2 separate regions of the Homo sapiens genome follow, and region 2 is linked to region 1. Evidence: read pairs that join two places in POLR2A ChIA-PET (ENCODE). Cell type or tissue: Panc1. All regions are shown on one strand. Each heading gives the region's core, and the rest is flanking DNA. Links, peaks and the distances in the headings are about the cores only. Region 1 overlaps MED13L (mediator complex subunit 13L). Region 2 has its middle 38 kb from the start of MIR4472-2.

Evidence for each region. Peaks named below come from ENCODE experiments on the same cell type or tissue, not always from the same donor. Only the 100,000 strongest peaks of a DNase experiment are listed, where the experiment ranks them.
Region 2: POLR2A ChIA-PET joins it to region 1 with 12 read pairs; 5 of 35 experiments call an interaction of 5 or more read pairs at or near these places.

What each region holds. Positions count from the first base shown.
Region 1 is chr12:116,133,876-116,139,257 of GRCh38, reverse strand. All of the region lies in intron 2 of MED13L (mediator complex subunit 13L), which reads left to right. Among named protein-coding and RNA genes, the nearest start is that of MIR620, 12 kb to the left of the region's middle. In Panc1, for the core only: no CTCF peak of the experiment used is centred there; no DNase peak of the experiment used is centred there; H3K27ac peaks cover 726 bases.
Region 2 is chr12:116,388,064-116,393,445 of GRCh38, reverse strand. No RefSeq gene overlaps it. Among named protein-coding and RNA genes, the nearest start is that of MIR4472-2, 38 kb to the left of the region's middle. In Panc1, for the core only: no CTCF peak of the experiment used is centred there; a DNase peak (open chromatin) is centred at 3,295; H3K27ac peaks cover 5,000 bases.

The DNA.
Region 1 (5,382 bases), core at 116-5,115:
TATAGGACACTGTATAAAGTTTACTTTTTTCAAACCGTGAAATGTTGGCATAGTTAAGATTTGAGACGCATACTCTGTGATGTTCTTGACTCAGGGGGTCTTTGCTTAGCAGTGTGAGGGCTTGGCATATAAGTGCATTTATGTTTTTCTAGTGAAAGTTCAGTGTCTCATCTACAGTCCAGTCTCTTCTTGACCACTTTTATTAAAACAAAGGTGGTAATCATTGTGGATTCAGAAATTCCAGGAATATGTCTCAACTATGTTAGGTTTCATGGTGTCCTTCATTAACCAAATGTGTGAATCACCCTGAATTTAAGCAGTTACTAGTCAAATAGGCACTTAAGGGAGGTTTGATTTGAAATCACTTTTTTCTTCCCTTTCATCTTAAATACTAAAGAGAACATCCCAAGTCAGAGATTTTAGTTATCTTAAAACACTTTGAACTTTACTGGCTTAGAATGATTGGTTAAACACAATGAAACAAAAAATGCTGCAGAATAAAGTGTTCACACATTTCACTGTCAATGACTAACATTTGCTTAGAATTTTCTGTTAGGTCACAATATTGCAGATGTTTTTTGAGGAATTATGACTTGACCAAGGTCAGACATGTGTTAATTGAGCTTCCCCAGATTTGTCCTGATGGCCACAAACAAGTCTGTGGGAAGACAGCAGCAGCTTAATTTACCACCCACCTTACTGAATCATAAAACTCTAGAGCTAGATGGAACCCATAAAAAGACGCTGTAGCTTTGTGAGCATTCCAGCTTGGCCGCTGCTTCCCTTGCAGAAAAGAACATTGAGAGAGAATTCCAGGGACCACCCAAGAGGTCTTCAGTTCTTTCACTTTCTTTACAGCTTCAATGTTGTTACCACCCTTCCCTGTCCTGTACTCCAGTCCCTGTACGTAACAGCAACAAACCCTGATATGTAAAAAGTCCTTGAAAATTATTGAAATTAAAATTTTTTTCTCCTAAGTCTAGGCTTTAAATACCTAAACAATAGGGCTATGTTTTATAAAATTTATTTTGTAGAGTATTTAGATCCTTCTAGATTTTAACAAATATAGAATTGAAATAATGGGTTTTAAAAATTTATGTCAGGCCGGGCGTGGTGGCTCACGCCTGCAATCCCAGCACTTTGGGAGGCTGAGGCGGGCGGATTGCCTGAGGTCAGGAGTTCGAGACCAGCCTGGCCAACATGGTAAAACCCTGTCTCTACTAAAAATACAAAATTAGCCGGATGTAGTGGCAGGCGCCTGTAATCCCAGCTACTCGGGAGGCTGAGGCAGGAGAATTGCTTGAACCTGGGAGGCGGAGGTTGCAGTGAGCTGAGATCGCACCATTGCACTCCAGCCTGGGCAACAAGAGCAAAACTCCATCTCAAAAAAAAAAAAAAAAAAAAATTACCTCATTATAAAGGTATAAAAGTAACAAGCATTTATTGAGCTCTTACTGTTTCCAAGGTACAACACCGTATTTTTTAGACAAGTTTATACAAGTTGTCTGTATTCTCAGAAATACCATAGTCTAGATGGAGGCAAAATAACGCTGGGTGCAGTCTGCTGCTTAATCTTCAATATAAGAATATACTTGGAAAGCTTGTTAATAGATTCCAAAGCCTGTTTCCCTGGGATTTTAATGTCACTTGGAGTACCTCATAATTTATGAGTACTTCAAAATTATGAGTACCTCATAATTTTTACCCAGCTTTCACATCCTCTGTGATTCTGAAACCCCGTGAGTTTCCAAAGGCCCATACTTTGTTTAATACTGGTGTTACAAAGCAGACCAGAGTTTTCTGTTTCTAGCTCATTCATTTGTTATCTTTTTGGCCTTGAGAAAATTACATAATTCCTGTTACTTGATTTCTATATCTGTAAAGTGGAGATTATATTTGTCTACCTCATAAGAGTATTATGGAGGTGAATTATGTTATTGGAACACAAATTATCACTGAGTAATTGATAGCTACTGCCATTGTTGTCCTCATCTTTATCATACCACCACCACTACTTCCATTATCACTACATCATCATTCATCTTAGTGACAAGAAGGATGCACAAAATAGCGAACAATGTCAAGCAGCAGGTGTAGGAATGGCATAGACAATATCTGGTAGTTTAGAGATGCTCAAAATTTGGGCTGCAGTGGCCTGAGATGTTCATACAGGGAATGAAGAATGAAAAGGATTTAGCCATGTAAAGACAGAGTTGGAAGGAGAAGACTATTCCAACACAGAATTATTTCAAAATAACTTATTTTTGGTTTTTAAATTTTTACTGATGATTTACCTCAATTGTCTTCTGTTTATGTTAACTTAAAATAATTGGTGTGGTTCACCTAGGATCTCAAGTTTATTCAGGAAAATCAAATGTTCATGAAAGTGTGCATGTAATATGTGTTACTATGTTGTGAAGGTCACCAGTTTATGTTCACTCTTATTAATGTAAACACTTGATTATATTATGCTTCTAGCTACTATATGATTATAAAACTGAAATGGTTTTATAGGTTAAATATAATCAAAACTATAGCTGATAAAAATACAGATTAAGAGCATAATATTATATGCCACCTGATGTTTACTTGAACGCAGGTTTCTGTTCATAGCAAAAATTTGGTACTGACTTCTTAGAAACAAATCTGTTTAATTTTGGCTTGCCTGTTCTGTGGATGGTGTGATGACTCAAGTCTTCCACCATTTCCTCTTGTTTGAAATGCTGTAAAACTTTAGCATAACTTACTGTGGCTTCATTTGGCGTGAATGCATCGTTCTTTCTCTCTCTCTCCCTCTCTCTCATACACACACACATACACACTTATTTTTTGGTCTGTGTTCTCTTCTCATTAGCCTTGAGATTGTGTGGTGATACTCAGTTATGAGAAGATCATTCTGATGAGCACAAATAAGCATTAATTTTAAGCTTAAGGATTTTCTAGAGCCCCAATTTGAGAAACACTTATTTGCATGGTAGATATGAAGGGACCATAGCACTTAGTTCAGTTTCCTCATTAAACATCAAGAGACACAACAACAGCCAAAAGAATCTTTGAGGCCGGGTGCAGTGGCTCACGCCTGTAATCCCAGCACTTTGGAAGGCCGAGGCAGGTGGATCATGAGGTCAGAAATTCAAGACCAGCCTGGCCAAGATGGTGAAACTCCATCTCTACTAAAAATACAAAAATTAGCCGGGCATGGTGGCGGGTGCCTGTAATCCCAGCTACTCGGGAGGCTGAGGCAGAGAATTGTTTGAACCCAGGAGGCGGAGGTTGCAGTGAGCCGAGATCGTGCCACTGCACTCCAGCCTGGGCAACAGAGTGAGACTCTGTCCACCAAAAAAAAAAAAAAAAGGGAATCTTTGAAAAACAGCCCCACTTGAAGCAGCACAGTGGCTTCTGTGTATACTGAACATAGTTTCTGGATAACTCATCAAGGATCACAAAACTGATCAGCTAGCCTTTGTGTATCTGATTGACTTATACTAAAGTTTCTTCCTGCTTTAGGGACATGTACTTGCTCCTCTCCCTATTTGAATAGCTATTCCTTCATCTCACGAGCCTGGTTCCTTGATAGCATTAGGTCTTAGAACAAATACTACTTCCTTATATTATAGTGTGATCTTACCACTTGCTCCAGTTATCCTTTGCTGTGTAACAAACCACCCCAAATTTGGTGGCATAAAATGGCAACCATTTCATTATGTTCACAGGTTCTTTAGGTCAAGAATTTGGAAAGGGCATAATAGATATGGTTTGTTTCAGCACTGTGATGTCTCGACCTTCAGCTGGCAAAGCTAGTATAATTGAATGGCTGGGTGCCAAGATCATCTGGAGGCCTTTTTATTCACATTTGTGACTCATGTGAGGGCATGGATGAGCTAGGATTGTTGACTGGAGTCCCTACAAGTAGCCTTTCCATGTAACTTAGGCTTCCTTTCAGCATAGTGGCCTCAGAGGAGTTAGATTTATTACTCAGGACTTTCAGAGCGAGTGTTCCAGTGAATGAGATGGAAGCTTGCATGGCTTTTCTAACCTACCCATAGAGATTATGTGTTGTCACTTGCTTTTTTGTTTGTTTGTTTGTTTGAGACGGGGTCTCGCTCTGTTGCCTAGGCTGGAGTACAGTGGCACAATCTCAGCTCACTGCAACCTCTGCCTCCCAGGCTCAAGTGATTCTCCTGTCTCAGCCTCCCTAGTAGCTGGGGCTACAAGCACATGCCACCACACCCGGATAATTTTTTGTATTTTTAGTAGCGGCAGGGTTTCACAGTGTTAGCCAGGATGGTCTCCATCTCCTGACCTCGTGATCCGCCTGCCTCAGTCTCCCAAAGTGCTGGGGTTACAGGTGTGAGCCACTGCGCCCGGCCACATGGTGTTGCTTTCATCCTACTCCTTCCTTGAAGCAACCATAAATCCTATTTTTTAAGGGAAAGAAATACAGGCCTTACCTCTCAGTGGGAGGAGTGTCAGACACTTGGGGTCTTGTTTTAAAACTGGCGTATCATCGTAAATAGCATAACATGGTTAACATGGGTTAAAAGACATGTTGTCTTTTAGGTAAATAAGGTAAAAGACTTAATTGCATTTAACTTGCATTTAACAGGGGTTTGAATAATTTTATATAAGTAAAATTATTACTCTCTGCCTCTCTCAACTAAAATGAAAGTTTTATGAAAAATCTGTTCACTGCTGAATTTTCAGCCCCTATAATAGTGCCTAAGATATCATATCCATTCACTTGCTGAATGAATAGATACATGAATTAAAATTCAGCCACATAGCCAGTTTGCTTCACCGCTGAGACCGTCCTAGTACCCTGTTATATCACCAGGGTTCTCATAAAAATTTTCTTATTAATATGTAATATAAATTGTAAATTCAGCATTTCATTTCACTGAATCTGTATCTTTTTGTTCATAATGTGCTTTCTAAAATGAAATCGGGTGCCTTTGAAATTTAGTTCGTCTCTCAGTATACTGCTTCTACCTTAATGATTTATCATCCAACACTAATCATCCAGATTATGTTACTGCAAAACTAGTGTGAAGTACAATAATTTTGTTTTTGTGAATGAGTTATGAATCTACTCTGCCTGGGACAGTGGTTGCACTGGATGTATATCATCTAATATCAAAACTCAGTAGCAAAAAACAGTTTATTTTATTATGCCTATGGACTCTGTGGGTCAGAACTTAAGACAGGGCACAATAGGGACCAGTAGTTTTTGCTCCAGGATGTCTGAGGGCTCCACTGGAAGGGCTCCAAGACTGCAGTCTTTCTGTCAGGCTGGGGGCTGATTGCCTCGGGAGGTGTTTTTATTCACATAGCTGGTGGTCGATGCTGGTTTTTGGCTGAGATGTCAGCTGAGACAGTTGGCCA
Region 2 (5,382 bases), core at 176-5,175, 250 kb before region 1:
TCTGCTTCCACCTGCCAGCAGTATGAATAATGCATTATACATAAAACAATGCACAAATGCAATGAGAGAAAAAGAACATTCTCAGTACTTTTGCATATATCGTCTTCACAAAATAGTTACCGTTACTATTCTTGTCTTCAGATGAGGAAACTGATGCTCAGAGAAGCTAAATAACTTGCCCAAGGTCATACAGCCAGATGAGCTGGGTTTTGAACTGAGACCTGCTTAATCCCAGACATGCTGGGTTAGAATCTAGACTCAGCCACTTGCTAACTGTGTGAAACTGAACTTGTTACTTTTTTAAACAATTTTTTAAATTTTAATTTTATTTCTTTCTTTATTTTTTAGAGACAGGGTCTAGCTCTGTCACACAGGCTAGGGTGCAGTGATACAATCATAGCTCACAGCAGCCTCAAACTCCTGAGCTCAAGGGATCCTCCTGCCTCAACCTCCCAAGTTAGCTGGGACTACTGAACTTGTTTCTTCTTTTTTTTGAAACAGAGTCTTGCTCTCTTACCCAGGCTGGAGTGCAGTGGCTGGATCTCGGCTCACTGCAGTCTCCACCTCCTGGGTTCAAGCAATTCTCCTGCCTCAGCCTCTCTAGTAGCTGTGACTACAGGCATGCACCACCATGTCCAGCTAATTTTTGTATTTTTAGTAGAGACAGGGTTTCACCGTGTTGACCAGGCTGGTCTCAAACTCCTGACCTCAAGTGATCCACCCGCCTCGGCCTCCTAAAGTGCTGGGATTACAGGCATGAGCCACCATGCCCGGCCCTGAATTTGTTTCTTACCCTCTCTTCACCTCCATTTCTGAATCTATAAAAGAGAAATAATAAAATGCCAGTCTCAGAAGGTTGTTGTTTAAGGATTCCATGGGGTTCCTGTGTAAAGCCATCGCTTGGCACATAGTAAGTGCTCAATAAATGACAGCCAGTATTGTCAATGTCAGTGCTGGTTATAGCAAATTTGTATTCAGAGTACATCACGCTCAGCTCAGCACTCCACCAGGAGAGGGTTTTGTTTGTTTGGTTAGTTTTCTAAAACAATTGCTCATTTTTATTTTATTTTGAGCCAGCGTTCTCTCTCTGAGTGGACCTAGACGTGCATTCCGGGGCTGTTTCTATTTGCAGTCTGAAGTCAGGCCTGGGGCTTGTGGCTGTTTTTGCCATCTGGTCTGGGGCGAAAGGGCAAATCTGCAAAGTCTCTCTGTTGTGGCCAGCGAGGGAGTCCCATCCCCATGAAGTCTGTCTTTTGCAGCAAGCTTGATTCTTTGAAAAGTTGAAGATCTCCAGGCTCTGAAGGCTCAGTCAAAGGGAAAATGCCTTCTCCTCTGGCTTATTTGCTCAGGGTTTAAAAGGTATTTCTGGGCTTTGGCTAAGAGGAAATTTAGCTTTCGAGCAAATCCTTGTGCATTGGTTTTCTGTAAACATCTAAATGTGGTGTGAGCAGCTCGGAGCCCACTCTGCCTGGCTTTTCCCAGATTTTACAGCCAATTGGGATGATGTGAAGTCAGCGTGATATTTGTAGAGTGGCATCTGTTTGACAGGCAGGTTCCTGATGTTACTGCTAGGGTTGTCCCCCCAGATCCATACTGGAGATATGCAAAGCGAGCTGGAGTGAGTTGGGAGAGGATGAAGGACTGAGTCACGTGAATAAGACCTTCTTCCCATCATCATCCAGGAAGTGTCCTTGTGGGCAAAGGACCTCTGAGATGAGAGGTTCATTCAGTCACTTCCACAAATATTTACTGAGGACCTATGGTGTGCCAGGCCCTGCACCCAAAGCAAGGGAATAGACCTTCATGAAGCTTGAGTTCTGGTGGAGGCAAGCCCTTTCCCAAGGCAACTCGAGACCAAAATATGATTATGTAAAAAAAAAAACCACTTCTTATAGCTGCCACCTGTAGTCCCAGCTACTCAGGAGGCTAAGGTGGGAGGATTACTTGAGCCCGGGAGTTCAAGTCAGCAGTGAGCTAGGATTGCACCAATACACTTCTTAAAACATCTGTATGAGTAAAGGTAGCTAACTGCTGTAAAAACAACCCCATCTCAGTGAGTACCCCAGTAAAGGTTGAGGTCCAAACCACAGTCCAATACAGCTCAATTGGGAGGTTGGAAAGAGCTTTGCTCCATGCAGTCACTCAGGGATCCAGGCATCCTCCATTTGATAGTTTCATTGTCCTTCAAGATCTCAGGATCTTCCAAGGGACTCTCTGCTGTGTCTGGCCAGCAGATATAGGATCACAGGATTTTGTTTTTTTTAAGGCTCAACCTGGAAGTGACCTTCATCACTTACTCCCACATTCCATTAGTCAGCGCTCAGCAATTGCCGGGGCCCCTTTGTGTGTCTCAGAGCCTGAATATAAGATTTGGTGAACCCACAGCATTGTCTCTGTCACAGGATCTATTGCCTGGGACCATGTGTGCACCCTGGAGAGAGTGACCATGGTGCTCATGGTAAGTGTGGCTAACAAAAATGGCACACCCACATCCCAAGTGCCAGCTCTCTGCTCTCTCTGCTCACAGTGAAGACAGAGTGTCCTCTGAGCCCAGACTCCTGTCCCTGCACCCAGCTCTGCTCTGCAGTAATTGAGACTCCTTGGGCAACTTGTCTCCCTTCTCCAAATCTCAGTTTGCTCAGCTGGAAAATAGAGATGCTAATCACAGCACTCACGTCACAGGTGTTTTGTGTGACAAGTGAGTAAGATGGGAGAGAAGAAGCAAGTTCTAAGTCCAATGCCTGCCTTGTGATCAATACCTTATAAATATGGGTCATGATGCAATATTTTCAAGTCCAGACTCAGGGCTGGCTTCCCTCTGCCACTTGTGCACTGTTTAATGACTTGTGGCCAGGTCACCTTGACCTGCCCTAGCTTCAATCTCTGAATCTCTGAAATAAAGTACTCATTATCCCTGCCCTGCAGAGCAGTGTTAGGATCAAAGACAATAAATAAAGCAGGTAAAAGGCTTACCACGCAGCTTGACACGTAATACGTGCTCAATCAGGATTAGTTATTATTATTATTATATAAGCACTTTTACATATTACCTCATTTAATTCTCACATCTACTCTCTGAGACAGAAAACAACAGGTAGGGTTGCCCATTTGTGTATGTTCCAGAAACAATCACGTATTCTGGGAATGAATGAATGCAGGGAGGAATGAATGAATCACCACGATAATTTGTGTCTTCTGCGACAGTGGGTGCATAGTCTCTATTTCTCGGAGCAATGGTGATGTCTGCCAAAATAAATTAACTTTCCCACATCAATGACTCATTTGGCAGGAATAACAGCCTTGCAAACTGAATAGAGAATGAAGAAGGAGGACGCCTCAGGCAGGGGGAGAGAGAGGAGTTTGTAATGACTCAAGATACAAGAACCAGCTTCTTATTCATTCTCTTTCTCTCCCTAACCAAAAATGTAGGCCCTTATATACATATACAGTTTTTGAGACAGGGGCTCGCTGTCACCCAGGCTGGAGTGCAGTGGCACCATCTTGGCTTACTGCAACCTCCGCCTCCCAGGCTTAAGTGATCCTCCCACCTCAGCCTCCCCAGTAGCTGGGACTATAGACGTGAGCCACTGAGCCCAGCCAGCCTGATATACATATTTAACCTTTTAAACTGGAGAAGTGGAAGTTCCACGCTATTAAGTGGCTTTGGATATCAGAACCATAAAAAGAAGCTTACAGACAGCATCATGTAACCTTTGCTGGGTGGACAGGGGTCCAGGACAGGACAGGTGTCCAGGACATCATGTGACCTTTGCTGGGTGGACAGGGGGTCCAGGACAGGACATGGGTCCAGGACAGGACATGGGTCCAGGACAGGACAGGGGTCCAGGACATCATGTGACCTTTGCTAGGTGGACAGGGGTTCAGCGCTCACACCATGTGTGGCAGGGCCAGCGCTGGGCCCCAGGACACCTGACTTCCATCCAGTGCTCCTTCCTTATCCCACTGCTTCTGGATCGATGCAGGATCTTCTCAGACACTTCCGCCACCTGGCCATTCTCACACTCTGCTCAAGACTCCTTCCATGGCCGGGGAAACTTCAGGACAGAGCAAAGAAAGATCAAAGACTGAGACTGCAGATCCTCACGAGGAAGAATAAAGGAGTTGGGAGGAGATGGCTAAGATGGACTTAATTACCTACTTCTCATCTGCATGAGGGTTGTATGAGGAGGCAAGTTATCTGCCCTCTTAAACACTGCACAAATGATATTTACCAATTGATGAGTTTTAGGCTCTTCTGACGTTTGCTGAGTTCATGATTCATTCACAAGAGGGACTTTGAATCTACTTAAAAATACTCGTGGAGCTGAAAGAAGCAACAACTTAACGCTAGGTCCACACAGTTCAGGAAGAACCGCAGCTCAGGTGTGGGATGAATAAGGTTAATTTAACACCACACTTCATCCTTTTGAAAAGAGTGGCTCCATTTGTGTGTGTGTGTGTGTGTGTGTGTGTGTGTGTGTGGCGGGAGGGTGGAGGGTAGGAATGGCGTTTCATTCTTGGGATAAATGAAAGATTAATTCTAAAGTCTTATTTAAATAACTCTCGAAGAGGCGCTAGAGATGAAATTACTCTTAATTGGCCAACTTAGCACTAGCTCTTGAATGCTCAAGTGAGTGGAATGAGATTTCAGTCTGTTTAAAACTTTAACTTGTCATCTTCTTGTCTCACTCCCTCCTTTCCAGGCCAAGGACTTACTACTCTTCTATTGGAACCAACTCCAACAACCTTCTGCTTCTACTAATCAGACACAAGGCAGCATCTGGGGTGGGAGTAGGTTGGAAAGGAGTGAGCTTCTGTTTTATTTTTCCTTCTTCAGCAATCGCGAAGGTATATCCACGCAGTAGAGATGACATGACCTGGAATCGAATTCTGGCTCCACCACTGCCTAGCCATTGATCTCGGCCAAATCACTTAGCATTCCTAAGCCTCAGTCGCTTCTGTGTTAAAAGGGCTTATAATACCTACCACAAATGTTGTGATCAGTGGTGCTGGTCAATGTTTAATAACTAGTTCTCTGGAGGAAAACCCTGGTATATAGCATTTGCCCATTTCTATGGTGTAAATACTCCCACCAAAGTCAATCTCAAACTCCCAAGGGGAGGTCACTGAACACAGAGTTGGGAAGACAGGCACAGGAGCAGACACTGTAGAGAATTTTCACCAAACAGATATCATAATCTTAAGAGCATAGGTAATGGGAGAACATAGTAAATTAAGAAGTGAGGAGTTTTAGTGTTATTACTTTTATCTTTCAATTCAATGTATCTATTTAATTGTAAGTTTATATAATTTTTTATTTTTTTTCGAGACAGTCTCACTCTGTTGTCCAGGCTGGAGTGCAGTGGCACCATTTTGCTCACT